Linked DNA regions of Homo sapiens: region 2 is linked to region 1. Evidence: chromatin loops called from intact Hi-C (ENCODE). Cell type or tissue: B cell. All regions are shown on one strand. Links, peaks and the distances in the headings refer to the core of each region. The heading gives the core; the rest is flanking DNA.

Region 1 (15,415 bases), core at 2,975-10,974:
TATTCTAAATTGTGCCTTCAGAGAGATTATGCTTTAATAAAAAGAATTCTGGGGTGAGTTCAGGACTGGTTCCATGGACAATTGGAAACTCCACACTTAGTAGAATTGATGAAGTGCTGCAGGCTTTATGTGCATTGTTAACTAACGAGTAGTAAATTCAGTTAACTTGATAAAACAATTGGAACACTAACTGCACCTTCTTTGTAAATAATGTCTTTATCCTTCCAGTAGTAGTTAAGCTCACCCTCCTGCTAAATTCCACAATACTGTGTATCTTTCTTGTGTCTCCCTGTCTTTTCCTTTAGATTCATTCAACAAATCAAGCTGAACATCTGTTACTGCTTGCCACTGCTCTGAATGCTAGCAATACTGCAGGGAACAAGCCAGATCAGTCCTGCCCTCTTGGAACTTATGTTGTGGTGATGAAGACACACAGGACACAGATACAAGAGTGTGTTTCCTCTGCCCCAGGACTGAAAGCTCCTTGAAGATAGAAACCACGTCTGAAAAATAAAAAAAAAAGTAATAGAAAAGTCTTTGAAATCTTGGCTCCTGCTATACAGTTTGCTTATCTGGTGGAATTTGCAAGTTCTAGCAGCTAAGATGTTGTGCCCACACCCTGTAACATCTGTCTGGTGTCTCCATCACACACCCCAGATGTCACACCCAGTCGTACCATGCACCAGGTAGCCCAAGCTGTTCCCAGCACTTACGCTCCTCCCCTGCCCTAAGATGAGAACATCCAAGGCTGAATTAACAGGGCAGAAAGAAAGGAGCTGGGGGACATAAAAGTAACTTGTTCACTGGCCTATTAATATCTAAAATCTTCCTGTCATTTACATGAAAATAATTAAGGTTTGGGGAAAATATCAACAAGCTTAAATGTCATCACATGGGCTGTTACCTCTTCTAATAGGCACCAAAAATAAGAATAACTCTCCCCTCGCTCCCATCTTTTTCAACTTCCACTCTTTAAGGAATCCACCAATAACGTCGCTGGCCCCAACTAGTGAGTTTGGGACCCCAAGGTGGATGGCAACTCACAGTGTCATGATAAAGGTGGGGCAGCCAGAAACCAGAGCCGGCAGGGCTTTGCCTCCTAAATACCCCCTTGTGCTTTGTTGGGAGTTCTTTCAGCTCTAGAGAAGAAAAAAGGAAGACAATGGGCTCTAGGACATTCCCGCTGGCGCAGAACCTGGGCCCACTCCCGGGGCTCCCAAGGGGTGGGTCCCAGAAATCTTTCTGTGAATCCCCTCTGCCTAGAAGTCTTCCTCCGTAAGACAAGGCAGCTCTGTTTAGGATCTGACTAGCCCTTTCTTCTGTGGGAATCATAGAGCACCTGCTAGCAGCACAAATCCTTCCAGACTAATCCTCTGCATGCATTGTCCAAAAGCCTCTCAGAACAGATTATATATAGTGCTCCTCTAGGGAAACTCCTGGTTCTGAGCTCATCTAGAACCTTCCTTCCCAAATATCCACCAACGTGGGGGGGAGCTTCTTGCTTTGCGAAATTTGAATGTGAAGTTTTTCATCCCTTGAGCATCGTGAAGATGTGGAGGATGAGCCTGTTTAAGGATTCTGCCACGGAAAAGAGTTTCATAAATGTTCCACCTTGTGAGCACCTAGGGGTATGGTAATTAAGAGTTATTTAACCTTCTGACTCTCTCAGTACCGTTTTTCATTTCCTCCAAGCATTAACGTCTGCTATTGAAGACACTGGGGACCCCTCTACAGCTATTCTAGTTTTCCAAATGTCCTCTTTTTTAGCTGGTTGAAATCCCTGAGGCTCCAGAAAACCATGATTTGTTTTTGTTTTTGTTTTTTTTCATTTGTGAATTCTTTTCTCTCTCTTGCCTGGATCACTAATCCCAGCCTCAGCTGGCAATGAATGTTGGGGTCTCAAGCAGATTGCCCTCCCTTTTGGACAGCAAAACACGGCTGCTCAGGGCTTCCTCTAGAACCCATTAGAGCCCAATTCCTCCATAGACTGCGAAACTCCACCCACGAAACTTTGGTTCCCTGGCCTCCTCCTACCTTCCCAGTGCCCTCAGGAAACCCTCTGTTACCTCAGTTGGCATATCTGTATAATGGGGATAAAAACATAGTACCTAGCTTCTGGATAATTGTGTGATTACATGAGATAATACGTATGAAGCACTTTACCCAGAGCCTGGGATGTAGCTCTCAATAAATGTTAGCTATTACTTTTATGGCTGATTGGTATCGATTCATGTTGGCTCACGGCATGCCACTCAAATAGGTTTGTTCCTGTTCAGCAAGAAGTCAGTACACATTCCTAAGGTGCCCAGTGCTCCCTGAAGAGGGGTATTCTTGATTGTAACTTGAGATTGTGCGAGACATGCATAAAACACGGAGCTCCTCTTACCTTATAAATAGACAGTGTCTATTTCCCTTGCAGTTTTTCCATATGTTCTTTTTTGAGTTTGTTTTATTTCCCTCTTTTAAAGTCTAGAAGAGCTGGATGCACAAAATACATTTTGGAACTCACTTATCAGAAGAAAGCCCATCAGAAAGACAGCATTTGCTTTCCTATTATTGATACTGATATTAATAAATAGTGAAATAGCGCTTGGCACTTAGAAAACAATGCTTTCCACCTCCAATAGCATTTGCAAGCATTAAGGAGTTCTTCTAAGCATTGCTTCTATAAGGTAGGAAAGCACTCACTCTCTTCCATTCATCAAAATATCACACACATCTACTACAAGAACCTATGTTCTATTGTTCTTTTTTGTTGTTGTTTGATTTTAACACAGAAGAGTTACTTCTTGGCCATTGTATATAGTCAACATTAAAAATTTGATTTTTTTTTTTTGAGATGGAGTCTCACTCTGTCACCTAGGCTGGAGTGCAGTGGTGCAATCTCGGCTCACTGCAACCTCCGCTTCCTGGATTCAAGCAATTCTCCTGCCTCAGCCTCCTGAGTAGCTGGGGTTACAGGCGCACACCTCCATGCCCGGCTAATTTTTGTATTTTTAGTAGACACGGGGTTTCACTATGTTGGTCAGGCTGGTCTCAAACTCCTGACCTTGTGATCTGCCCACCTCGGCCTCCCAAAGTGCTGGGATTACCAGTGTGAGCCACTGCGCCTGGCCAAAATTTGATTATTTTTAACCATTGAGTCTCCCTACTTAGGAGAGAGACTTCCTATTTCCCTATTTAGGAAATATTAGTTAAATCTGAGACAGAGAAGTCTGACTCTAGCACTCTCGGCCCTTTGATGGGAAGGGGAAATGTTTTTTCTGTTTTGTTTCCACACAGAGCACCAAGCAAAACCCCAACGCTGAGCTGTCTGATGGAACTTTCCACAGTGATAGAACCGTTCTACAAGGTGCATTCTTGAGCATAGCAGCCACCAGCCACATGTGGCAAATGAGCACTGGAAATATGGCTAGTGTTATTGAGACACTGGATTTTTAAGTTAGTTTAATATTAATGATTTTGAATTTACATTTTTGGTTTTTAAGAGACAGAGTCCCTCTTTGTCAACCAGGCTGGAATGCAGTGACATGATCAAAGTTCATTGTAGCCTCAAATTCCTGGGCTCAAACAATCCTCCCACCTCAGCATCCCAAGTAGCTGAGACTATACCATCACACCTGGCTGATTTAAAAAAAAAAAAATTTTTTTAAAGACCAGCTATGTTGCCCAGGCTTGTCTCAAACTCTTAGCCTTGCACAGTCCTCCTGCCTCAGGCTTCCAAGTACCTGAGAGTAGCTGGGACTACAGGCTGAGCTATGGCACCTAGTTATTTTTTTTGTTTGTTTATTTATTTTGAGACAGAGTCTCTCTCTGTTGCTTAGGCTGGAGTGCAGTGGTGCCGTCTCAACTCACTGCAGCCTCAGCATTCCCAACTCAAGTAATCCTCTCACCTCAGCCTCCCAAGTAGCTGGGACTACGGTTATATGCTACCACGCCCAGCTAATTTTGTTTATTTTTTGTAGAGACAAGGTTGCATTATGTTCTCCAGGCTGGCCTTGAACTCCTGCCCTCAAGCGATCCCCTGCCTAGGCCTCCCAAAGTGCTGGGTTTGCAGGTGTTCCAGCTCCTGAATTTAGATTGGAATCGACACACGTGGCTGGTGGCTACCCTATCAGACAGCACAGCTCTCACACCGCAGGAAAATGTTGTCTCTGCATGCAAGAGGGATTGCGGCCATGAGGAAAACATTCATATGGCCCTATTTTAAAACTTGGCCTTTGAAATGAGTTTTTAGATTTTTAAAATAGAAATATCTGGCTACTCTGACAAGTCTCTAGAAAAGTCAGGCTTGAAAACTGCCAGCACCCTGGTAGCGTGGTTCATCGCTCATCAATCTTTAATGCTCTGTTCAAAGTAACCTCTATATCAAGGTTGCTTGAGTGAAGGGAGTGTGTGGATATTGACAAGCAGGCTGCCACGGGCTCCTGAGAAAACTGTGGGCACATTCCTCTTTTGCATGAGGCTCTTCTATAACTGAGATTTTTTTTTAACTGCAGAATGTGGCTGTAAATTAATAGCTTTCTTGACAAAAGAGCCTCCCAATGCCAACTACTGATTTTCTGTTCTCTATCCATTTTTTGTTAAGCTAGACACATTCGCATAGAACACCAAGGACAGCTCAATGCAGAGGAGACCAGAAAGGGCAGGTCTTGGGCCGGAGAAGTGGGTCAGGTAGGAACAAAACAAAACGAAATGTTTGTCCCATTTGGAAAGGAAACAGTCACAAGCAATTTGTGCCACTGCCAGAACGCAAGTCCAGAAATGCTTGTACCCAAAATACATGTTCCACTGAATACAGCCCTTAGAATAAGGATGGAAGCTCCTCTTGGCCCCCGGCACTTACATCCAAGGAGGCAAACTGACGCCTGCTGTCAGATCAGGGGAAGTCAGGAGGTTAATAGTCTTGATCCCAAACCTCCTGGGAAAGCTGAAAAGTTGAATCCAGCTGCAACAAACAGCTTGGGACTCAGGAGTGATATGCGGCTGTCTGTCACTCACAGACTGTACGCAGGCATGCCAGTAACGTCTCCTTAAAGCAGAAGAGGGAAAATGAGAACCACAGCAAACAATTACCAATAACAGTGAAAGCTGAGATAGAAAGCACCATTACTTTTGTAATTCCTTTTGTGTCAAGGTGTGTGTATTTATAGCTCGCTCTCTATTAAACCATTTAAGAGTTAGCAGTTATGCTTTGCACATTGATGAATATAGTAATTATCTATCACTGCATAACAAATCACCCCAAAACTTAGTGGCTTAAAACAACAATCACCATTTTTTTTACCTCTCACTGTTTCTGAAAGCTGCGATTCAGGAGTAGCTCAGCCAGGTACTTTGGGTGTAGGGCTTCTCCTGAGATTGCAGGCGATGTCAGCTGGGGCCACAGTCATCGGAATGCTTGACAGAGTTGAAGAATCCACTTTGGAAGTGGCTCACTCACACAGCTGGTGAGCTGGTGTTGCCTAGTTGCTTTTTGGTACATGGGTCTCTGGACAGAGAGTCTTCATGATAAAGCAGCTGGCTCCCCCTAAAGCAATTGGTCCAAGCACAGGTGGTGCCTGGCCCTGGAAGTCATACACATCACTCCTGCTGAGCTCTGTCGGGTACACAGGCCAGCTCCGATTCACTGTGGGAGAAGAACACACCAGGGAGGCCTGGGGCCTCATGAGCCATCTTGGAGGCCGGCCACCACTGTGGAAAGTGTATTTTTAGAGTAGAAGTATAATTGACCCTAAATTGAAACAACAATGATATGTCACTTTTTATTCTTCACATAAGTATAAAATTTAAAAAAAATATATCCTGCCCCAGAGGGGAACTGGGGAGAAGGGTCATCTCCATTGTGGCTTGTGATAAAATAAATTAGCACCATCTACCTGGAAAACAAAGTAACTATCAACATTTTCAGTGTGTGTGACATTCAATCCTTCTGCTCTTTTATCTCCGTCCTAGAGAAGGACCAAGTATGTGTACAAAGAGGCAAAACCCAGAATGTTTGCTGCAGCTCTCAGGGGTGGGGGTAACAGTAACAGACGAGAAGTAACCCAAGTTGTTTCTTCGAGGTAACTGGTTAGAAAGCTATGGTCCTGTGTGATGGTTGTGCATCTCTGAATATACTGAAAAAAAAAACCCTCTGAATTATATACTTTAAGTGCATGAAGTTTATGGTAAGTGAATTATATCTTAATCAAGCTGTTAGAGCAAACAAAAAACAACTATGGTACATTCACAGAAGGGACTACATATAATGCAGTTGTAAAAAAGATAATAATAAAGAATAAGCTTTCTAGGATTTCATTAGTGAAAAAACAGAGAATAGTGTATTCAACGTGCTACCTTTGGGAAGGGTGCAAAATAATGATATGCATTTATATTTGCTTATATCTGCAAGAAGACAGGCTAGAAGGATACCCAAGAAACAAAGCTGAGGGTGGGGCAGATGGGGAGGAAGGAGGTAGACGGGACAGAGGCATACGCAGGCTTCTCAGTATATATCTTTGTTATATCATTCTGATGTTTGAACCATGTATATTACCTAATGAGAAATACGATAAAGTAATAAAATACAGTAAAAAATTCTACACATTCTAGTTCTAACTCAATTACTACAATTAACTCTGTAGTTATAGAGATATAATTGTACTTTTTTTTTGAGGTGAGGTTTTGCTGTGTTACCCAAATTGGTCTTGAACTCCAGTGCTCAAGTGATCCTCCCACTCCAGCCCCCCAAGTAGGTGGGATTATAGGTGTACATCACTGTGCCTGACTTTCATTTTCCTTTTCTGAGTTTCAGTTCTCTCTTCTCTCAAATGGATTCATTGTTCTTTGATCTCTTGGTGTCTCTGAAAGTCATTATATATGACTTTGTATAAATTCATTATATATGAATATATGTCTATATTCATTGTTGTTTGAATATATGTCTATATTCATATATAATGTGTATGTATATGTGTATGTCTATATATGTATGTATGTCTATATACATACACATATACATTCATACATGTTTTAAAAGAGGGAAGGAAAAAGCTTAATTGATTAGATGGTATTCCAGCCTGTGTTTCCTTAGTTATATGTGTGTAAAAAATGCTTTGCCTGGTTGTGCCCCACAGCCACACTTCACCTATTACCTGAATTATGGGTCTAAGAGATGACGGAAGCTCTTGGAGAACTTAATTCATAACCCACATCTCCATGGAATGTTCCCACCATGTGACCACAAAGTGGAGAGAGACATCGATAACTAAGAACAAGCAATGTCTGATCCTATAGATAAAATGAACAGGAATGGATACTGGGGCAGGAAACCCAAGTTTTCAACAGAGAAGTGGTTAGAACAGGGGTAGAACCAAGACAACTGGAATATTAGAATGATGAGACAGTGATATGCAGGCATCTTTTTTCATCATCTCAAATTCAGAATTTATTGTAGATATGGACACTGTACTAGAACTGCAGGTGCCCTCTCCGGCTCTTCCACAGCCCAGTGTCCCCTCCAGTTGCATGCCACCAGCAGATGACATTCTCACCATCACAGCAACCATTGGATTTACTACCAGAAGACGCCAGTTAACAACATATGTAGAAGTGCAGTGATACATCAATCCACTAGCACTCCTGAACACATCAGCCTGGCGTGAGCAGAGCCCTGTAGAGCCCTGACATGGAAGAAAACAGGCCCCTGAATGAAATGAACAAAAAGATGTGGAAGCAAAGAGAGGAAGCCTAGGTAGGCACTGCCATAAGGGCAGCTGGGAGGTAGAAGAAGGCTCTGGCCTCCCAGGAGGAGTTTGGGGAGCCTGTCTGACACTGTGGATATACTTGCCTTCAAGTGCTTGCAAAGCTGTCACGTTGATGAAAGCATTGAGTTTTATTTTTCGAGACGGCATTCTGAACTGGTGGCAATTCAAGTGAGAAGGACCGTGGCTCCAAGGAAAGAGCTTTCTACTAGGGGCTTCCTATCACTCAGCTCATGCAGCCTGGACCACTGTCTTCCATCCAAGATGCTGGAACATTAGTGTCCACACCCAGATACAAATAGAATCACACAGAGCAGCTTGTTCCAAATCAGCTTCTCAGGCCTCATCCCAGACACTCAGAGTTAGCAAGTCAAAGGAGGACCCCAACTTTGGGTTCCCAACAAGCACCCCAGGTGACTCTGATACAGCAGCATGTGAAATGAAATTTGGAAGCCACTTAGATAAATAATCTAAAAATGGTTCAACTCAAGTTTCATGTTATCCAGAGTCTGGCCTGCCCCCAAAGAGAGGTAAATTATAATAATCCTTTCTATTTCTTTCCAAGAAAGAAAAAGTCTTGGTTCTGCAACCTTGTTGTCTTGGCAACATTTCTTGTTGAAGTCTGTATTTCATCACTCAAATCCTTGCACCACAAGAAAATACAAGGCACCTTTAGAATTCTGCGGCAGGGAGAACATTGTAATCCCCCCGGGGACAGGCTGCGACACTATGTTAATGGGCTGTGTGGAACAGTGCTCAACCTGGAAAGGACACCTGTTCCCTGAAAGGGGGCCTGTCACTGCCCCCAGGCATCTGGAGACAAGGTCAGCAGGGTGAAAACACACCCTGCTGGGGTTGAGGGGATAATGGTTCACATCTTTTGTGGCCTGACCCTGGGCATATCACCTGACGATCTTGAGCCTAGTTTTCCATCTGTAAACTGTTGGCTACAATGTTCAGATGCATTTTAATTAATTCTGAAACTATATAGTAACTGTCACTTATGGAAGACCTACTGATATGGTTTGGATATTTGTCCCCTCCAAATCTCGTGTTGAAAAGTGACTCCCAGTGTTGGAGGTGGGAGGTGTTTGGATCACGGAGGTGGCTCCCTCATGCATGGCTTAGCACCATCCTCTTGGTGATAAGTGAGTTCTTGCTCATTTAGTTCACCCAGTGTCTGATTGTTTTAAAAAGGCTGGGCCCTCCTCCTTGCTCTCTTGTTCCTGCTCTCACTATGTGATGTGCCTGCTCCTGCTTCACCTTCTACCATGATTATAAGCTTCCTGGGGTCCTCAGCAGAAGCCAAGCTGATGGTGGTGCCATGTTTGTACAGCTTGCAGAAACATGAGCCAAATAAACCTTTTTTCTTTATAAATCATCCAGCCTCAGGTATTTCTTTACAGAAATGCAAAAACAACCTAACACACCTACGAGAAGCAAAGTGTGGAAGTGTTCTCTCTAATATACGTGTGTGTGCACATGGTAGAAGGACCACTACTTATACCTATGAGTAAAAGCTTCTGAGTCCTCCATGAAGCTGAGCAGATGCTGGTACCATGCTTGTACAGCCTGCAGAACTGTGAGCCAAACAAACCTCTTTCTTTATAAATAACTCAGCCCCAGGTATTCCTTTACAGCAATGCAAAATGAACTAATACAATGCTCATACATGTAAGTATGCATACATGCGTGTGTATACACATATGAATGTGTGTGTGTGTTTTTCTCATCCTTACAATAGCCTCAAGGTTGTTGTTATTCCCATTTTTCTGGTATAGAAAGTGAGGCTCCAAGAAGGTAGGTATCTTCAGGCAGGTCTCAGTTCAAGGGGAGCTATTTGCCAGTATCTGTCCATGCATGTACTCTTTGACTCAGCTATTCTACTTGTAAGTAATCAGCAGTGCTCTAGTTTTCTATTGCTTCTGTAACAGATTGCCACAAATTTCGTGTTTAAAAAACCACAAAGTTATTATCTCACATTTCTATGGCTCAGAAAGCCAAATGGCTCAGCTGGTTTCTCTGCTTTGGATCCCACAAGGCTAAAGTCAAGGTGTTGGCTGACCAGGGCTCTTATCTAGAGGCCCTGTGAGGAATCCAGTTGCAGACTCATTCAGGTTATTGATAAAACTTGGTTCCAAGCAATCATAGCACTGAGGTCCCTGATCCCTTGCTGCTGCCAGCCAGGACTGTTTCTCAGTATCTGGAGGCTTCCCACACTCCCTGGCTCAAGGATCCTTCTTTTTCAAAGCCAGCCATGGTGAGTTGTCTTTCTCATGATTCAAATCTCTCTGGCATTCCCTCATCCCTCCTGCCTCCAGCTGGAGAAAGCTCTGTGCTTTGAAGGGCTGTCTTAGTCTGTCTGGGCTGATATAACAAAATACCTGAGACTTGGTAAAATAATTTGTAAACAACAGAAATTTATTGCTCACAGTTCTGGAGGCTGGGCAGTCCAAGGTCTTCCTTACCAGCAGATTCAGTGACTGGCCAGGGCCTGTTCCTCAGAAATGGTATCTTCTGTGTGTCCTCACGTGGTGGGAGGGGCAACCAAGTTCCCTCAGGCCTTTTTTTTTTTTTTTTTGAGACAGAGTCTCGCTCTGTCACCCAGGCTGGAGTGCAGTGGCCTGATCTCGGCTCACTGCAACCTCCACCTCCTGGGTTCAAGCGATTCTCCTGCCTCAGCCAGCTGGGACTACAGGCACATGCCACCAAGCCCAGCTAATTTTTTGTATTTTTACTAGAGAGGGGGTTTCACCATGTTGGTCAGAATGGTCTTGATCTCCTGACCTGGTGATCCACCCGCCTCGGCCTCTCAGTGCTGGGATTACAGGCATGAGCCACTGCGCCCAGCCGTCTCAGGCCTCTTTTACGAGGGCACTAACCCCAAGAGTGCTCTACCCTCATGACATCATCATATCCCAAAGGCTCCGCCTCTTAATACCATCACCTTGGGGAGTAGGTTTCAACATACGATTTAGGGGCCATGCGTATATTTAGACCATAACAAAGGCTCATGTTATGAGGCTGTTCATCCAGATAATCCTGGGTAACCTTGGTTTCTTAAGGTCTATAACCTTGATTCCATCTACATAATCCTTTTTGTCATATAACATAACATACTCAAAAGTTCCAGGGATTAGAACGTGAATATCTTTGGGGCAGTCATTTTGTACAAACTGCACTTAATGCAAAATGATATATCTACAAGAATAGTCATTGCTGTATTCATTGTAATAGTAAAATAATGAAAATAACCTAAATATGCATCAGGAAGTGAGTTTATACATTATGGTTTATATGACGGAATATACTATGCAGTTGTTAAAAAGAATGTGGCAGCTCTATATGAGTTTATATAAAAGGATCATGTTATTGGCTGGATGTGGTGGCTCACGTCTGTAATCCCAGCACTTTGGGAGGCCAAGGCAGGTGGATCACTTGAGGTCAGGAGTTCAAGACCAGCCTGGCCGACATGGCAAAACCCCATCTCTACTAAAAAAACACACACACACACGCACAAAAACTAGCCGGGCATGGTTGTGTGGGTGCCTGTAATCCAGCTACTTGGGAGGCTGAGGCGGGAGAATTGCATGAACTTGGAAGGCGCAGGTTGCAGTAAGCCAAGATTGCAACACTGCACTCCAGCCCAGGTGATGGAGTGAGACTCTGTTTCAAAAAAATAAATTATGTCATTGTATTTGGTGCAAAAAGGAAGAGTATAAATGCTACAATTTGTATTTGTGTCTATTTATATGCATCAATGCCATGCAACATTTTTGGAAAAGATGCACAAAAGACTATTGACCCCAGTAGCCTCCCAGGAGGGCAGATGGGAGACAGAGCTATCAAGCTAGAGGACAGAGCTATCAGGGCAAGGTACTGACGCTGGAGCCAGGCTGCCTCGCTCAGCTCCGCACTGTAGTGTGAGTTTGGGAAGGTGATCTCTTTGTGCATTAAACTCTTAATCTGTTAGTTTCACAATGTCTTTGTGCCTCAGTGTCCTCATCTGCAAATGGGAATGTTAATACCACTACTTGTTGTAAGGTTAAAAAAAAATTCATGCATATATGCAAAGGTTTAGTGTACAGCCTGACACAGAGTAAATGCCATAAAAGTATTTGCTATCATGATCTGTCCAAGAACACATAAGTGAATTATGGAGGGCTGAGGGGAGGTGGTGCCACATTGCTATGACCAGCGACTATCATGCAGAACTTTTGAGCCCTCCCTACTGTGAGGGTCCAGAGAGAAGGGGCAGTTACTCGCCCGAGTCACTCTGAGAAGTAGAGGTTAGGCCTTGGAAGCCAGGCCAGGCTGAGCAGGGTCTCCTGGCTTTAGATCTAGTGGTTCCTTTTTGAGACAGAGTTTCACTCTCTCACCTAGGCTGGAGGACAATGGTGCAATCATAGCTTACTGCAGCCCTGAACTCCTGGGCTCAAGTGATCCTCCTGCCTCAGCCTCCCAAAACGCTGGGATTAAAGGACCGAGCCACTGTGCCCAGCCGGGTCTAGTGGCTCTTCCATGGCCCCATCAGTGGCAAGAGTGGTCACCAGGGAAGCAGCACATCTCTGCCCTGTTGCTTGCTCACCAATAAGGTGAGAAATAAAGGCTTTAATAGGTGCGATAACAATTTTTAGGAGATGCCACCTCAACCCAGGGTCTGTTTTCTGTTCCTTCCCTATGTACTCCCCTTAAATCTCCAGACCCCATGATACGTGAGCTAGAGCTATTTGAATTGGGCCTTTAACCTCAGTTCATCTCTTGTTTTGCAGCTGTGAAATAGGAGAATTAATATTACCCAGTTTCCCTGAAAGAGGCCTGAGTCACTTTGGTTATGCACCATTTTCCAACGCTCTGAGAAGCAGCCTCAAAGAACTACAAGAACCTTTTTAGAAGCAGTTGCAACTGACTGCCAAGGAAAGTTCTGGGCCATAATTCTTTAACGAAAACATTCAGACCTTTCCATGATTAATCAAAAGGGAAATAAGGAAAAGGGAAATCATGAATTCGTACTAAATCGCTACACTTGGAGCAGACGCTGCCTCTTGGCAATTCTTTCTCAGCACTTGTTCTGCCAAAGGGAGAAAAGGAAATAATGCACTGAGAATTTCTTCCCCTCTCTTCTGTCTCCTGATCTCTTATTTTTTTTCTTCTAAAGGTCAAATGTATTTGCTGAGCTGCCTCGACAAATACCTGCCCTCCACTCAGAGGCTGAAATGTCATTGCTGAAAATGAGGAAATGGAGTGACAGTGGAAGAGCCGTGGAGTGCGGGCTCCTAGTGACCGGCCCCTGCTGGGACACCCACCCCATGCAGACTTTACTACAGCCTTCGCAGAAGCTAACACTGTAATCAAGGCTGCAGGATTTCTGCTCCCTTGCTTTCCCTCTCTTTTGACTACATATTTTATTTCAGCCCCGTGGTGAATTATTTATTCGGAGGGGAGGTGGGAGAAAGTGAGGAGAACTCAGCCCTTTGGGAATAATAAGAATATAAGAAGACACAGCGGCCTTTCTCAGCCGGGAAACAGGAAGCACAGGTCTCCTTTTTAAATCTAACTAAGGAACTGGTAGAGTCGGCGGATGCTTGTTGAGTGTGGCTTTTGTGATGCTTCCAGTATGTAGCAGCAATGTTCCCAGATGTAGCCAAGGCCCAAACCTGGGGGAACCGCATGCCAGTCAGAGGGGAGGCTCAACCTCCCTCACTGGACGGGAATGCCTCCTTTGTGAAACCCACTTGGTAGGGCTAAGGAAAGGCTTGGACTTTGCTGATGTGGTCACTTCTCAGCTCCCAAACAGAGTGGGATGTAGCATCTGAGTAAAGGCTTACCCTGGCTTCAGAGGAGCTAGATAGAGATTCAACCCAGGGCCAGGCTTGTTTCTAATTAAAGTGGGCTTACCTGTCCCCAGCACCTGCACAGGTAATGAGACTCACCCAACATGCCCACCACTGCTATATCAGGTACCTCTGTAATGCTCCATCAGAATAGTCTACAAGAGTTCACAGGTTGGGCATGGTGGCTCACACCTGTAATCCCAGCGCTTTGGGAGGCCAAAGTGGGACGATAGCTTGAGGCCAGAAGTTCAAGACCAACCTGAGGAACATAGCAAGACCCTGTCTCCATAAAAACTTAAAACTTAACTGGCATTATGGCATACACCTATAATCTCAGCTATTTGGGAAGCTGAGGTGGAAAGGATCGCTTGAGCCCAGAAGTTCAAAGTTAAAATGGGCTATGATTGCGTCGCTACACTCCAGCCAGAGCAACAGAGTGAGAATGTCAAAAAACAAAAAAAAAGAGTAACACAACTTCCAGAAACTCATATGCCTTAGGAGCCATGAGAGAAACTGCTTCCATTTGACACATGAGCAATGTCCAGTGCTACTTTGGGTCCCATTGCCAATGTTTGCCTAACATTAGTAAATCATTCCTGTTTACACCGGGGTTTTGCAGTTATTTTCTCTGGAAGTTCTGTGTTGTGGATTAGCTGGAAGGCAGCGGAGGATTGAGTCTGGGGAGCTCCTTATGAGACGCAAATAGCTGAAAGAGTGGGCAGACAGCCACAAAGCCCTCCTGCTCCTCCAGGGCTCGTTGGCCAAAGAAAAGTCATGTTCTGGCTACAAGTGACATCCAGAGAGCAATTTTACTTTTATTTCTACATTTTTACAATGTTCATTTTTTATTGACTAGGGAGATACAGTTTATGATTAAACAATATTGACTTGCCATAGAGTCATTCTGGTTGCATTCATTTTGGCATTGGATTACCTGGGATCAAATTCCCGCTCAGACATTTGCTAACTCTGCCATCTTCAGCACTTAATGTACATGAGCTCTCTAAACGTCCTAGCAACCCTGCAAGGCAGGCACAATGAGTATCCCCATTGCACAGACTGGACAACTAAAGCTTAGAATAAGTAAATGCATGAGCAGGCATTTGATCCTAGGCAGTCTGGTTCCAAAATGAACATAACCAGAATGGGTACTGAAATAGTTATGATTCTAAACACTCCCTGTGTCAGCCAGCTCCAGCTGCCATAACAAAGTGCCACAGATTGGGTGGCTTAAACAACAGACATTTATTTTTTCACAGTTCCAGAGGCTGGAAGTCTGAGATCAAGGTGTTGGCAGGGTTGGTTTCTCCTGAGGTCTCTCTCCTTGGCTCGCAGATGGCTGTCTTCTCCCTGTGTCCTCACGTGGTCTTCCCTCTGAATGTGTGAGCATCCCTGGGGGCTCTTTGTGTGTCCCCATCTTCTTACAAGGACACCAGACATACTGGACTAGGGCCCACTCCAATGATCTCATTTTAACTTGGTTACCTTTTTAAAGATCTTGTCTCCAAATATGGTCACATTCTGAGGTGCTGTATGTTGGGGCTTCAACACGTGAATTTTGGAGGGACATGATTCAGCCCCTCACACCCCCATTTCTCAGATGAGGAAACTGAGGCACGGAGCAGTTAGAGCATGCAGAACGTCAAAGGTAGAGCCAGCATTTAGACCTTGGGCAGACCAGTCCGAGGGTCCTGCTGCCAACTTCTACACCACAGTTTCCCAGGCTCGAGTGCAGGGGTCAGACCATTGCTTTACATCTTGAGACCATGATGCTGGCTGTTAGGAAACGAAGGTGCTGGGATTCAGGAGAGCTGGTAGAGTGCTAGCATCAGCGCC
Region 2 (15,415 bases), core at 2,720-10,719, 52 kb after region 1:
AATATATCACAATATTTTGTTCTTTTGATGCAATTGTAAATATATTGTATATATTTTATATGTATATATTTATATGTATATATTTTAATCTAATTTTCGAATTGTTCATTGCTAGTAGATAAAAATGCAACTCATTTTTATATATTGGCATTGCTAAGCTCACCTATTCTGCTACCATTTTTGTAAATTCATTACTATTTTATACATATATAATCATGTCACATCATTTGTGAATATAATCAGTTTTATTTTTCACTTTTACATTTATGCATATGACTTCTTTTTCTGGTCTTATTTCACTGATGAAGACCTCTGGTACAAAATGAAATAGAAAGGGCAAAAGCAAATATCCCTCCCTTGCTCCAGATCTTAGAGGTGGAACATTCTGTCTTTCATCACTAAGCATGTATCTATCAGGCTGAGAAAAAATTACCTTCTATTTTTATTCCATTTCCCTTCTATTTGTTGAGTGTTTTTAATCATAAATGGGTATTAAATTTCATTAAATGGTCTTTCTATAGAGATGACTATATTTCCTGTCTTTCCTTCCTTCCTTCCTTCCTTCCTTCCTTCCTTCCTTCCTTCCTTCCTTCTTTCTTTCCTTCTTTCTTTCAGACAGGGTCTCACTTTGTCACCTAGGCTGGAATGCAGTAGCATGATCATTGCTCATTGCAACCTCAAACTGCTGGGCTCAAGCAATCCTCTGGCCTCGGCCTCCTGAGTTGCTAGGACTGAAGGTGTACACCACCACACCCAGTTAATTTTTTCATTTTTGTAGAGACAGGGTCTCACTATGTTGCTCAGGCTGGCCTCAAACTCCTGGCCTCAAGAGATCCTCCTGCCTCAGCCTCCCAAAATGCTGGGATTACAAGCATAAACCACCACCATACTCAGCCTAGTTTTTCTTTTTAAATCTGTTAATGTGATGAATTACATTAATTTTTCACATGTTAAACCAACCTTACATTCCTGGTAGAGATCCTACTTCATAATCATGTATTCTGGATTATATTACTAAATTTGATTTGCTAAACTTTTTGTCAAGAATTTTCATTAACTATGTTCTTGAAAGATGTTGGTATGTAATTTTCTTTTCTTCTACTGTCTTTGTATAGTTTTGGTATCAGAACAATATTGTCCTCAAAGAATGAGTTGAAAAAGTTCCCTCCTCTTCTATTTCTGGAAGAGTTTGTGTAGAATTGACATTATTTATATTTTAAATATTTGATAGAATTTAGCTGTGAAGCCATCTGGGCCTGGAGTTCTCTCTCTCTCTCTGTCTCTCTCTCTCTCTCTCTCTCTCTCTCTCTCTCTTTGTGTGTGTGTGTGTGTGTATGTGTGTGTGTGTGTGTTTCAGTAAACTTTTTATCATAGGATAGTTTTAGATTTACAGGAAAGATGTGAAGATAGTATCAAGAGTTTCCATATACTTCATACTTGGTTTCCCCACCATTGATATTTTGCATTGTATATTTGTCACAACTATGACCTGATACTGATGAATTATTATTATTATTATGTTTTTAATTGAGATAGAGTCTCGCTCTGTCCCCCAGGCTGGAGTACAGTGGTGCGATCTTGGCTCATTGCAACCTCCGCTGCCCAGGTTCAAGTGATTCTTCTGCCTCAGCCTACTGAGTAACTGGGACTACAGGTGCACACCACCACACCCGGCTAATTTGTTTGCATTTTTAGTAGAAATGGTTTTTTGTCATGTTGGCCAGACTGGTCTCGAACTCCTGACCTCAAGTGATCCACCTGCCTTGGCCTCCCAAAGTGCTGAGATTACAAGCGTGAGCCACGGAGCCAGGCCTGATGCATTATTATTGACGAAAGTCCATATTTCATTCACCTTTTCTTTTTACTGAATGTCTTTTTTTCTGTTGGGATCGCATCCTGGGTAGCACATTACCTCTGGTCATCACGTCTCTTTTGATTCCCCTTGGTCGTGACAGTTTCCTCACACTTTCCTTGTTTTCGATGACCTTGACAGTTTTGAGGAATATGGGTTAGGAATTTTGTAGAATGTCCATCAGTTGGGCTTTGTTTGATGTTTTCTGAAACTATACTGGGACGATGGGTTTTTGAGAGGAAGACTACAGAGGTAAAGCGCCATTGCCATCACATCACACCACGGTATGCACTATCAACTGGAATCACTGTTGATACTAAGTTTCTCCTGCTGAGGTCAGGCTTGCCAGGTTCCTCCACTGTAAAATTACTCTCTTTATTCTAAGGAAGTTTTAAACTATGTATTTAATTTCCCTAATAAATACAGGGCTATTGATAACATTTCTTCCCAAGTGAGGTTTGTGTCTTTCAAGACATTTTTTCATTTTATTCCATTTGCTGAATTTATTGACATAAATTGTCCACCCCTTTCCCTTATATCTTCTTAATATTTATCAAAGGTGAAGTGGTGGCCCTTCTCTTATTCCTAATATTAGTAACTTGTGTCTTCTCTCTTTATAAATTTTTTTCTTTATCTTTTCATCTCTTATCTTTTTTATGTCTTATTAGTTTCACAGGGGAAGGGTCTTATAAATTTTATTTATCCTCTAACAAAACTAGCTTTTAGGTTTTTGTGGGTTTTGTTTGTTTGTTTGTTTGTTTTGAGACGGAGTCTCACTCTGTCACCCAGGGTGGAGTGCAGTGGCACGATCTCGGCTCACTGCAACCGCCTCCCATGTTCAAGCAATTCTCCTGTCTCAGCCTCCAAAGTAGCTGGGTGCACACCGGCACACCTGCCTCATTTTTTGTATTTTTAGTATAGACGGGGTTTCCCCATGTTGGCCAGGCTGGTTTCGAACTCCTGACCTCAGGTGATCCACCCGCCTTGGCCTCCCAAAGTGCTGGGATTACAGGCATGAGCCATCAGGTCCAGCCAGCTTTTACTATCATTGATCGTTCTTTATTGTTGTTATGTTTCCTATTTCGTTAGTTTCTTTTTAACTATTTACTATTTTGTTTCTTCTGATTAACTTAGCCTTAATTTGCTAAGACTAAGTTTTAAGCTATAAATTTAGTTTCCCTAATACATATAGGGCTATGTGGAGAGCTAGTTCATTCATTTTCAAGCTATCTACCTACATTCGCATAACATGCTACAGATTTCTAAGTACTGTTTTAGCTGCAGCCAACAAATGTTTACATGTTACGTTTTCATTTTGTTCACCCTCAGAGATTCTTCTTTGTTTATTGTATATATTTAAGGTGCAAATAATTTCATTTTTATTTAGTTCAAATATTTTCTAATTTCTCTTGTCATTTCTTGTTTGACTCATGGGGTTATTTAGAAGTATGTAGTTTAATTTCCAAACATTTGGGAGGATTTTTAAGGTATCTTTCTGTAAGTGATTTCTAGTTTAATTCCTTTGTGGTCAGAAAACATACTTCGTATGACTTAAATCCTTTTAAATTCATTGAGACTTATACTATGATCCAGAATATGGTCTATTTTGTTAAATGATTCATATGCACTTAAAAATAATGTATATTGTGCTATTCTGAGATGGAGTGTTACATAAATGACAAGTTGGTTGATAGTGTTGTTCAAATATTCTATATTTTTACTAATTTTATTTCTTCCTGTTCCATCAGTCATTGAGAGAGATGTTGAAATCTCTAACTATAACTGTGAACTTGATTACTTCTTCTTTCAGTTCTATCAGTTTTAATTTCTTTTGAAGCTGGGATATCAGGTTAATACATATTTAGCATTTTGATATCCTCTTGATTACTTGATCTCTTTATTATTATGAAATTATCCCTTTTATCCCACTTAATGTTTTACTGTATTTATATTTTAGATATTGTATTCTTCATCTTTATAAGCTTCACTCATGTCTTTTTATTCTTTCATTTATTGCTTCATTGTATCCTTTTCCTCTACTTTCTTATACAATGGAACTTATTTGTAACCATTTTAATATTCTGATCTGCTAATTCTGTCATCTCTATCATCTCTTTCATTTCTGGGTGTTTCTATTGGTTACTTTGTCTCCTGATAATGGTTCAAATTTTCTTGCTTTTTGCATTTCTAGTAATTTTTTATTGGATCATGAATATTTTGGGATTTACATTTTGGGGGTGCTGAATCTTTTGATTCCTTTAAAAAGTGTTGGACTTAGTTCTGGTAGACAATTAAGTTATTTGGAATCAGTTTGCTCCTTTCAAGCCTGCTATCAAGCATTTCGGGGGCATGTCTGAGTCAGCCTTCAGTCTAAGGCTAATAATTTATCCCAACTAGTAAGATGGTATTTTCCTGTCTTGTGTATTTATTGCAAGGTCTGTCCATTTGGCTAGTGGGAACACAAATTATTCCTGCTTATGTGCGAGCACCAGGAATGTTTAGCCTACTGCCTTGCAGAGTAGTTACCCAGGTCCAGGTAGTTCCCTTTCACACGTGGGCAGGTCAGTGTTCGTCTAAAGGTGTGCCTGGTTTCCTCCACAGGTTTCTTGAGCTATTTCTTGGTGCAGCTCCTTCTTTTTTTCTTCAGTATTCTGTTCCACAAATTCTAACCACTTTGGCTTCCTCCCTCCCACTTCTGATCTCTTTCTCCTGAGCTCAGTGTAATCCTCAGACAGTGTGGGAACTGCTTCCTGCGCTACAGCCTGGAAATTGCCTCCTGGCACTTAGCTGGGGCAACTGTAGGGCTATCTTGTTTGTCACCCTCGCTCAGCAGTCTCAATCTTGTACTGCCTATTGTCCAATTTCTGAAGAAAAAAAACATGATTTCTTATCATTTTGTCCAGTTTTCAAGTTGTGTAAAGTGGGAGGGTAATTCCGGCCCCAGTAGTCCTTCATGGGCAAAAGTGGAAGTCTCAGATGCTCTTTTAACAAGTTTTGTGATAGAGAGCAAGAGAGAAGTAGCTTGAAGGTCAGGCAGAATCAAGTGAATCTTTTTCTTTAAGTTGGAAAAGAGATTTTCTTCTGTAGACAAGAGAGAATGAGCAAAGAATAAATGCCATTAGAACTAAAGTTTGTGATACTTGGTAGAAAGCTTCAAAAAGCTCATTTCTGGTGACATTTATGTTTTGTATATTGTGGGAGGTACAGTCATCCAGTAAAAATGGCATGTGACAAAAGAAAATGGTGAAAGTTTAAAGATCAGCTGGAGGAGGCAGGGAGGGTAAAGTAGAGCTGATTAGGGAAGAAAAAAAAAACACTGGTGACCAGGTGAGAGGGGACATATTGTAAGCCGTAGGTTAGTCATGATGTCCCTCAAAGAAATACGTAACTTGAATGGCAGCACTAAACATGTCTGAAATGATGCCCTTGACCATGAGACCTATAAGACCATGTTCTATAAAACCCAAGGTTCACAGACATTGAGCACTGTTGAAAAGTCATTCCTCTGGGCAGTCTCTAAATATCATTAGAGCAAGGTGCTGCATTTCCAGTCCTGTTCCCAGGTCTGGCTGTAAAGGCTTCCTTAGATCCTTGGCTCTTGTTACTCTATTAAAAACAGAGAAGAGGCTGGGCGTGGTGGCTCACGCCTGTAATCCCAGCACTTTGGGAGGTTGAGGTGGGTGGATCGCCTGAGGTCAGGAGTTCGAGACCAGCCTGGCCAACATGGTGAAACCCTGTCTCTACTAAAAATACAAAAATTAGGGTGGGCTCGGTGGCTTATGCCTGTAATCCCAGCACTTTGGGAGGCCAAGGTGAGCAGATCACCTGAAGTCAGGCATTCGAGACCAACCTGACCGACATGGAGAATCCCAGTCTCTACTAAAAATACAAAATTACCCAGGCGTGGTGGCACATGACTGTAATCCCAGCTCCTCGGGAGGCTAAGGCAGGAGAATTACTTGAACTTGGGAGGCAGAGGTTGCAGTGAGCAGAGATCATGCCATTGCACTCTAGCCTGGGAGACAAGAGCGGAACTCCATCTCAAAAAAAAAACCGAAAAACAAAAATAAAAACAAACAAAGAAGAGGTCACACATGGTCAGATGTGTAGGTCAAAACCACGCCGTCAACCCTTATGAAAGAGTACCCAAGGGCGGAGACTTGGAGCTTTCAAAGAGGCACTGTTAGGACAGTTGACTTCACCTGGGCTGACTAGACCTGAGTCCTTTTCTCTGTGTCTCGTTTGGCTGCCAGCCCTTGCCAGCTTGGGATTTTTGGATTTGCCTACAGTGTCAGTTTCTTACCCATGTTTTGCCCAAATTTTGCATGGCGAGTGTGCTGAAAGACCCCAGCCAGATCCCCCTGTTCCTTTCACTTCACAAGCTAGCGTTTGGCATCCAGCGCATCTGGGTCCCTGTCAGACTTTGTGTGAATTAGTAAAAGCTTCCTTTTATGTGTAGTCCCATGTGAGGGCTTCTAGCCTGGCAGATGGAACCTAGGTTAGATTTTAGCCCTTGCTCACCCCCTTGACCCGCTCCCCGTATAGCGTACAACCCACATGACTGTACACAGCTGGCACAGTGCCCTTCATTTCCTTGCCTTGACTCCCTACCTTCTCTCTTGGCATTAGCAATTAATAGTGACTTTGTCTGCCAGGCAGGCTCCTGACCTCTTAATTCACTGCTTTTTATGTCAGTACAGGTGTCCTTCCAGGTGGTCTCAGTCCCACCCAGGTGTCTGCAATGGTGCCTGACAGCTATCCGCTTCACACTGTTAAGCCCTGAGCCAAGGATGATGATGACACACTGTGTATTAGGAGAAACATCCTCTCTATTGGGGGCATAGAATCTACTGCCACTGTCTTCTATCCAGATTTGCCTGAGGTGACTTGAGTTTCCGGAGCCCCTCATGGGAACAGAGTTGTGGCTTTCCCACACACCCCATCGAGGGCTGTCAGTCTACACAACCAGTCAGGCCTTCTCTCCCGCCATGTCCCTGCGAATCACTCTCATTTCCACCAGAGTCTGGGCCATGATGCCCTGGGAACCCCACACTGATCATCTGTAGCCTTGTTCTGACCCCTTGTCTAGACAGTGCTGGACTTTTCCCTTAATGCGAGGCCTGACTTGCAGGGTCTTTTCAAACTTTACAGTGGTTCTGTTAGAAAGTCTTGGGAGGAGGCCGGGCGCGGTGGCTCACACCTGTAATCCCAGCACTTTGGGAGGCCGAGGCGGGCAGATCACGAGGTCAGGAGATTGAGACCATCCTGGCTAACACGGTGAAACCCCGTCTCTACTAAAAATGCAAAAATTAGCTGGGCATGGTGGCGGGCGTCTGTAGTCCCAGCTATTCGGGAGGCTGAGGCAGGAGAATGGCGTGAACCCAGGAGGCGGAGCTTGCAGTGAGCTGAGATTGCACCACTGCACTCCAGCCTGGGCGACAGAGTGAGATTCCATCTCAAAAAAAAAGTCTTGGGAGGGGAAGAGTCTGAAAGTGGTGGCCAAATTGAAACCTGAAAATGAGGCAGGGCAGTGTTTCTTAAATTGTGTGCTAGGAAATGCTAGTTCCACAGGATGTTTTCTGGAGTAAAAAAGAAAATTGTCTGGCCAAATATGTTTGAGAAATCTGGGCTTAGCAGCAGTTAAACAGGTTCTTCTATTGCAGGACTTCTCAGGGCTTTTGACACGCCAAAATCTCTAATGTACCTGTAAGGGGATTTAGAGTGTATAACGTTTCCCAAACGTATTTGATTACAGAGCATCTCATGATTCAGGTGCTCCACAGAATACTCTTGGGAAAAGTTGGGGTGTGGACCTTTCTGTTCCGTTTCCCGGTATGGTGCTGCTTTCTCAGGTTATTGGGAGGACTGCGGGAGCTCCTCCCTCCTGGGCATCCACTCGCGTTTCTCAGGTGAGGAGTTGCTACCTGGGCCTCTCTGTAATCATGTCAGCTGCAAAGGAAGCTGAGAAACAATCAAGGAAAACGCCTGCTGCGGATGTCTCTGAGTTCCAAGCCCCCTGCACTAGGATCTGATTGATCTCCTCTGTTTAACTTACAGTGTTTGATTTCTCGTGCTTTTGAGCTCTCAAGGCTGCTTTAACAATGCTGTTCTTGAAATATGCTGATAATTTCCTTTGAGACAACTGGCCTGCTCATTTCAAAATGACAGGTTTTCTCTTTCAGTACTTTAACTGTGAGCTCTCTTTGATTGAAGAAGAAAAGTTATCTTCTCAATTCTCATCCCCACATGAAAGAACATGATGGGAAGAAGCCTTTGAATAATGAGCCATGACTTCTACTTCAAACTGCTTGCTCTGTTGATCCAAGTGGAGAACCTCTTTCCATATCAGAAGCCAGTCTTGGCCATCCCCCTACCTAACCTCACTCAGCCTTTAATAAGCAGGTAATGGCATCTGCTTCCAGGGAGGAAGATGCTCCGTGATGACTGGTCTTTAAGGACAGAAGAGTGGGCCAACGTGTTGATGTTTTAGACCATTTGTGTTACTATCAAGGCATACCTGAGGCTGGGTAATTTATAAAGTAAATAGGTTCAATTGGCTCGTGATTCTGCCGACTGGAAGATTAGGCATGTGGTGAAAGCCTCTGGCTGCTTCCACTCATGATGGAAGCTGAGGGGCAGCCAGCCTGTGCAGAGATCGTAAGGCAAGAGAGAACGCAAGAGGTGCGGGGGGAGATGCCAGGCTCTTTTTTACAACCAGCTTTGTGGGAACTCATACAGCAAGGACTTACTCATTACCTCGAGGATGGCACCAAGACATTCCTGAGGGATCCGCCCCCAAGACCCAAACACCTCCCATTGGTCTCCACCTCCAACACGGAGATCAAATTTCAACAGGAGGTTTGAGAGGACAGACATACAACAATAAGGTGAAGATTACTTGGAGAAAGCTGGAGGCCTGAGTCCTCAGCACTGTGCAACTGACAAAGAAGGAGGGGGAGAAGGAGAAAGAGGAAGACGAAGAAGAAAAGAAGAAGAGACGGAGATGTTTGTATTTTTGTAGTCCAAGTTCTTACAGAACAGAGTTCCTGGTTAGGCAAGGCTTTAAACACCCTGAAATCAAGGACTGGTCATTCAGTAACGCTGTCTGCAATGCCTGTGATGCTGGGTATGAGGTTGCATGCAACCATAGTTTGCTGGAGAACAAGAGAGAGATGTATGAGGCAGGGCTTTAGCCCTTCATGACCTTACAGGATAGTAGGAGTGACGGATGGGTACAAGAGTCATTACCATGTAATAAGATATGGGATCTATGTGTGCATGGTGTACTCAATAGTAGAGCAACACTTAGTGGAGAGAGTTTCTGTGGGCTGGGTCTGCAGAAGGCTTTATGCTAGTGGTCATCTTTGAGCGAAACCTTAAGGTTTTACAGATAGTAAAAGCAAGATGTATGTCATGACATTCACTGTGATCTCACCAGTGTCTGTTTCCTTCCACCTCTCCATTGCCTAACAGAAAACCAATTTTAATTCTGGCATCTACCTCTTTCCATCACAGGCTAAGCACTTTTGGAAATGCTTGACTGACCTTAAGCCAGTCAGCACTGTCCATTCCTCTGGCCATTTCATTATTTTGGTGAGAGTACTATATTAATTGTATTTTCTTATTTTCTGTATTCTTGATGCTCTGACATCTAGGTCCTCACTGACTGGAGAGAGACTGCCTCTTCCAGGGCTCAGAGATAGAGTAGCAAAAGGTCCACCCAGGTCTTTCATAGGCAAACTAACAAATCCAGAGCTCATACTCTGAGCCACCTCTCCTATCTGGCTCTTGCACTCCAGGAAGCAATATTCCTGTGCCTTAAATCATCCCAGGGCCTGGTACAGCCAACCTGGGCCAGCCCCTACACTCCAGAGCCCATTGAAATTATTCATACTAGCCAGTCCTAAGCCTGCTTACTGTGCCTTGCCTAACCTTTCCTGTGGAAACCACAGTAAAGGGTCCTGGTCATGCTTTTCCCTCTCTCCCATTGCCCTGAGATCCAATTTGGTGTTTCCGCCTGCACCAGCAGGGATTGCTTCATCTCAGGAACTGTGAGTAACAAACTATCTTTTCAGTGGTGGTCATTGCATGACCTGTTGGCCTCATCATACCTGAATAATAATAAAGCCTACACTTTAAAACAAGTATGACTTAAGTCCGTGCAATCAGGGTAAATTTCTGGGGTCTGCTTGGAATTATGACCCAGAAGCACTCTCTCTCTTCCACTGGATATCAGTGAGGAAAGGTTATGGCCCTTGTTGTACATGGCAGGCATCCAAAAACCACAAGAGGAGCCACCTGAGCTGGACAGAAGACTAGAGAGGCAGACACAGCCTTCTAGGACATCACTGAACCTCCAAGCCACTGACCAACTACACCTGAAGTCCGCCTGTCTTGTCAGTCAACAGAGCTCCCTTTAGGTAGTTTAAAGCCTGTAATACAATAAAGACTATTCAGAGGCTCAGAGAATGGTGGGAAGTAGTCTCTGGGCTGCATTTACAGGGACAGCTTCCAGCTCTTCTTTGCAGAACTGATGTGAAATGGAAACTGTTGCTGCCATCAACCTGAGCAGCCTCTGCTTGGGCCAACGCAATGGATGCCCCTGGCCCTTGTCTTTTATAGCTGGCTTCAAATAGAGTGATCAACTCAGCTCAGGTTACCCAGGACTTTGCCAATTTTAGCACAGAAAGTCTCACATTCAAGACTCCCTCAGTGCCAGGCAAACCAGAATGGTTGGTCACCCTACTTCCCAATAGAAGTTATAGGAGAGTGCAACTGAGTGATAGAATCTATTTCCCCAGCAGCAAGAGGGACTGGGTCTTTTCATTGGAAAGGAGGAATTTACAATGTGGGGAATGACCAGAAATGTGGAGAGGATGTTTAAGCAATTTTGAGCAGTCAAGAATGACAAATGTATTTAATACAATAAAGCATCATACCTAGACTTTCCAGGTCCATGAGCAAGATGAGGCACTTGCAATTGGGCTTGCAACCAGAGCTCCCTACTTGATACAGAGGCTTTCAGCAGCTTCTACTAGAGAGCTGCTGTGCTGAACTGAGAGCGAGTACCCTGGTGTTATTCACAAGAGAATGAGGTCCGATGTCTAGGGCTTTTCTCATAGGATTGCAGATTTACCATATTTTACCTTGTGGTGCCAGGGACAAAGACATGAAAAATAAGCAAATAGATAGGAAGGGGGGCAATAAAATCTACTGTTTATTAAATGAAAGAATGAATTTAATTTTTTAACCCTTGATGACAATGAGCTATGCCACCTTCTTGAGAATGTGGCACCAAAGTCCAGAGGACAAAGTAATAAGACTAGAAGTCCCTGAATACATATCTGAATGAAGTAATGAGGGAGAGGCATAGAAGATGGTGTTTCACGAGTCGTTTATCAAACTGTCTGCACTGCAGCATTCAGCATCTGGACCAGCTCTGTCAACATCACTTGCAGTTGTTGTTGAATCACATGTGACATGACAAGTCCCCAACAGGTCTGGGCTGACAGCCAGCCTGCCTCCACTGCAGTGACACCTAGTGCAAAGCCTGTATTTGGGACTCAGCCTATAAAAGAGGACCACCCACCCCTGTCCACCACCACCACAGTTGCCTGCCACCATTGTAGAACAAACTACAGGAGAATGTCACACATACCCTAGGGGATACGTTCACTCTGCTCTTTGAAAAGTCTTTGCATACACTGTGTTTCAGGTGAGCCCCTCCTATGTCACCTGGAGAGATAGGCAGGATAGGCATTGTGATGTCCATGTTAGAGAAAAGCAAGCTCAGATCCCAAGAGAGTACGACACGCCTGCTGTGATACCGTTTGTCACAGGTAGCTCTTTGCCTTTGATGGGTGAGAGAGGCAAAGAAGGTGGCAAGACTAGTCTCATCTGTTAAATGTCAGTCATCAAAACCAAAGCTGAGGCCAGGTGCTGTCACTCACACCCATAATCCCAGCATTTTGGGAAGCCAAGGTGGGAGGATTGCTTAAGCCCAGGAATTCCAGACCAGCCTGGGCAACATGGTGAGACCCTCATCTCTACAAAAAAAAAAAAAAAAAAAATAGCCAGGTGCAGTGGTGTGTGTCTGTGGTCCCAGCCACTTAGGAGGCTGAGATGAGAGGATGGCTTGAGCCTGGGAGGCTGAAGCTGCAGTAAGCCCTGATTATTCTACTGTACTCCAGCCTGGGTAATAGAGCCAGACTCTGTCTCAAAAAAAAAAAAAAAAATGACAACAACAACAAAAAACCAAAGTTGATACTTTTAAAATATCAACTTTGATATCAACTTTTAAATATTTTAAATATTTTTAAAATATCGACTTTTAAATATCTTAAAAATATTTCTAAATATTCCCCAACTTTGGGCAGATTCATTTCATTCTGTAGCAAATTGGTTTCTGCATTTGGGCTGAACCACTTGATAGACATATACTCTGCAGTTATATATATAATATATATTTTACACTCTATAGTAAGTTGCCTGAAGTGCCCAATATATTCTAAGAACATGAAAGAAACGATACCAAAATAAATTATTTCCATCAGCCCCTTGAAAGTGTCTGAGACCTCACTTATTTCTCTATTGTTCTGCCTCATTCTGTGTAATTGCACTGGATAAAACATTACCTGGTCTAAATTGTCTTGTCAATAGAACTTTCACTTTCTCTTTTTTGTGCCTCTGCTTCTCATACTCCTATAGCCATTCAGACCCTGGCTTTGTTTTCTCTCATCTCTCCTGAGCCCTCGGCTTATGTCCACAGGGACTGGCTCTCTGTGGAGGAGAAAGGACTGGCTCTCTGTGTGGAGATTTCTGGCTCTCTCTTCAAGCTCCCAACTCTGCTCTGTTCTACTCACCCCAGCCCTCACCTTCCAGCAGTGCATCTAGAATGGGCCCTTCTGCCATATTTGCATTCCACGGCTCTCTCATTCAGTCCCCCACTGACCTCCCCCAGCCTTCACTATTTGAAGCAGGGTAGGCATTTTCCTTGATTCCGCCAAGCAGATTTTCAATTCCTAGGATTCTGTAGTTGAGCCTCAGGGATCATTCCTAAAATCTTTTAGGTGGTGAGAGTGAGAAGCCACCTGAGACCAGGCCTGGGAGGGCCAAGGTTGACCTTGTCAGGGCTGCAGTGGAGAAAGCCAGATGTTTTAGATGGCCATGAAGCCAAGGGAAAGAGATCGGGAGGCTCTGAGAGGCCGCGTGGGAACCTGGTTCTTGTGGAGATCCCAGTTCTGGGAACCAGCCCTTTGGAACCTGACCAACTTTCCTGTACTTGCCCTATTTTGCTTAAGCTGGGGAGTTCTGTTTCTTGTACCTCTAATCATGGCTGCCTCCAATCTCACCTTTAATTTGCTGGGAAGCTTTAGCTAACGGCACCTGCCCCACCTTCACTGCAGCTTTATTCTGCCTCTAACTTTACCATGTCAGGAAGAAATCTGATCTAATCTCATCTCTCTGTATTATGGGCTGAACCGTCTCCCTCTAAAAATTCACATGTTGCAGTCCTAACCTCCAGGACCTCAGAATGCAACTGTATTTGAAGATAGGACCTCTAAAGAGGTAAGCAAGTTAGAATAGAATGAGCTCATTAGGGAGGGCCCTACTGCAATATGAATGCTGTCCTTACAAGAAGAGAAGCCCGGGACAAAGATGCACTCCAAGGGAGGACCATGTGAGGACACAGAGAGAAGATGGCCATCTGCAAGCCAAGGAGAGAGACCTCAGGAGAAACCAACCCTGCTGACACCTCAATCTTGAACTTCCAGTCTCCGGAATTGTGAACAAGTAATATAGCTGAGAGCAGCCACCAACTTTTCATTGCTCAGGGAAAAATCTTGGAACCAAACTTACCTCCTTCTTTCTCCCAAACCCTACCTCCCACCCATCAGGAAATACTGCTGGTTCCACCCTCACTGCTGGCTCTTCTCTTCTGCTTGCTCCCACACTGGTCTCAGCACCAGCAAGCGGAAGAGTTTCCCAAAAGGTCGGAAAGACTGCTTCTGCCCCTGCCTTGTGTAATCAAACTCAACACAGCAGCCAGCATCAGATGTGTTTGCTCTTCTGCCCAAAACCCTCCACTCAGAGTAGAAGCTAATCCTGAAAGCACCCTGCAGGATCCTACATTCTCCAACTCACTGTGACCTTCTGACCCAGCTCCGACCTCTTCCTTCTTATTCTCAATTCACCATGCAGGCTGGACAAGCTCTGCCTCAGAGACTTCGCCTGACTGCTTTAGCTCCTGCATGGAAGGCCCTTCTCCCAGGTGCCTGCTTGGCTGATTCTCTCACCTCCCTCTAGTCTGGGCTCAGATAACCCCTGCTCACCATATCCAGGGTGGCCACTGAGTCCGCACTCACTGTCACTCTCCCCTTCCCTGCTCCACCTGTCCTTGTGTGCAGTGTACATGTGACCTTCTAACACACTACAGGGGACCCTTGAACAACATGGGGGTTAGGGCACTGACCCCCTTCGTGGTCAAAAATCCACGTATAACTTTTGACTCCCCCAAGACTTACCTACTAATAGCCTACTGTTGACTAGAAGACTTACTGATAACATAAACAATTACCACATACTGTGTATATGTCTTAAATACTGTGTCCATACAATACAGTAAGCCGGAGAAAAGAAATTATTAAGAAAATCATGAGGAAGAGAAAATACATTTCCTATTCATTAATTGGAAATGGATGATCATAAAGGTCTTCATTCTCATTGTCTTCATGTTGAGTAGGCTGAAGTAAAGGAGGAAAAGAGGAGTTCTTCTTGCTGTCTCAAGGGTGGCAGAAGATCCACATATGAGTAGACCTCATGTGGTTCAAGGGCCAATTTGTATTTACTCTACCTACTCATTGTGTTGAATGCTTACTGCCAGTCCCTCCCTTCCCCATCCACCACTGCACTACAGTAGGAACCCCAGGAGGGCAGGGACCTAAGTCTGGTTTTTTTTTGTTTGTTTTGTTTTGTTTTTGGAGACAGAGTTTCGCTCTTGTTGCCCAGGCTGGAGTGCAGTGGTGTGATCTCGGCTCACTGCAACCTTAGCCTCCCAGGTTCAAACGATTCTCCTGCCTCAGCCTCCTGAGTAGCTGGGATCACAGGCATGTGCCACCATGCCCGGCTAATTTTGTATTTTTAGTAGAGACGGGGTTTCTCCATATTGGTCAGGCTGGTCTCGAACTCCCAACCTCAGGTGATCCACCCACCTCGGCCTCCCAAAGTGCTGGGAATTACAGGCATCAGCCACTGTGCCCGGCCTGGTTTTTTTTGAGACAGAGTCCACCCTCTCACCCAGGCTGTAGTACCAAGGCACAATCTCAGCTCACTACAACTTCCACCTCCCAGGTTCAAGTGATTCTCGTGCCTCAGCCTCCTGAGTAGCTGGGATTACAGGGGTGTACCACAACACCCGGCTATTTTTTTTTTTTTTTTTTGTATTTTTAGTAGAGATAGGGTTTCAGCATGTTGGCCAGGCTGGCCTTGAACTCCTGACCTCAGGTGATCCACCTGCCTTGGCCTCCCAAAGTGTTGGGATTACAGGCGTGAGCCACCGCACCC

What was found. A loop is a pair of places that touch in the nucleus more often than their neighbours do. Peaks named below come from ENCODE experiments on the same cell type or tissue, not always from the same donor. Only the 100,000 strongest peaks of a DNase experiment are listed, where the experiment ranks them.
Region 2: a loop joins it to region 1, with 2.2 times the contacts of the local background. A loop is called at or near these places in 4 of 110 quality-filtered maps.

What each region holds. Positions count from the first base shown.
Region 1 is chr1:229,986,484-230,001,898 of GRCh38, forward strand. No RefSeq gene overlaps it. Among named protein-coding and RNA genes, the nearest start is that of LINC01736, 8.5 kb to the right of the region's middle. In B cell, for the core only: no CTCF peak of the experiment used is centred there; a DNase peak (open chromatin) is centred at 6,778.
Region 2 is chr1:230,038,654-230,054,068 of GRCh38, forward strand. No RefSeq gene overlaps it. Among named protein-coding and RNA genes, the nearest start is that of GALNT2, 21 kb to the right of the region's middle. RefSeq lists an enhancer at 7,850-8,350. In B cell, for the core only: no CTCF peak of the experiment used is centred there; no DNase peak of the experiment used is centred there; H3K27me3 peaks cover 504 bases.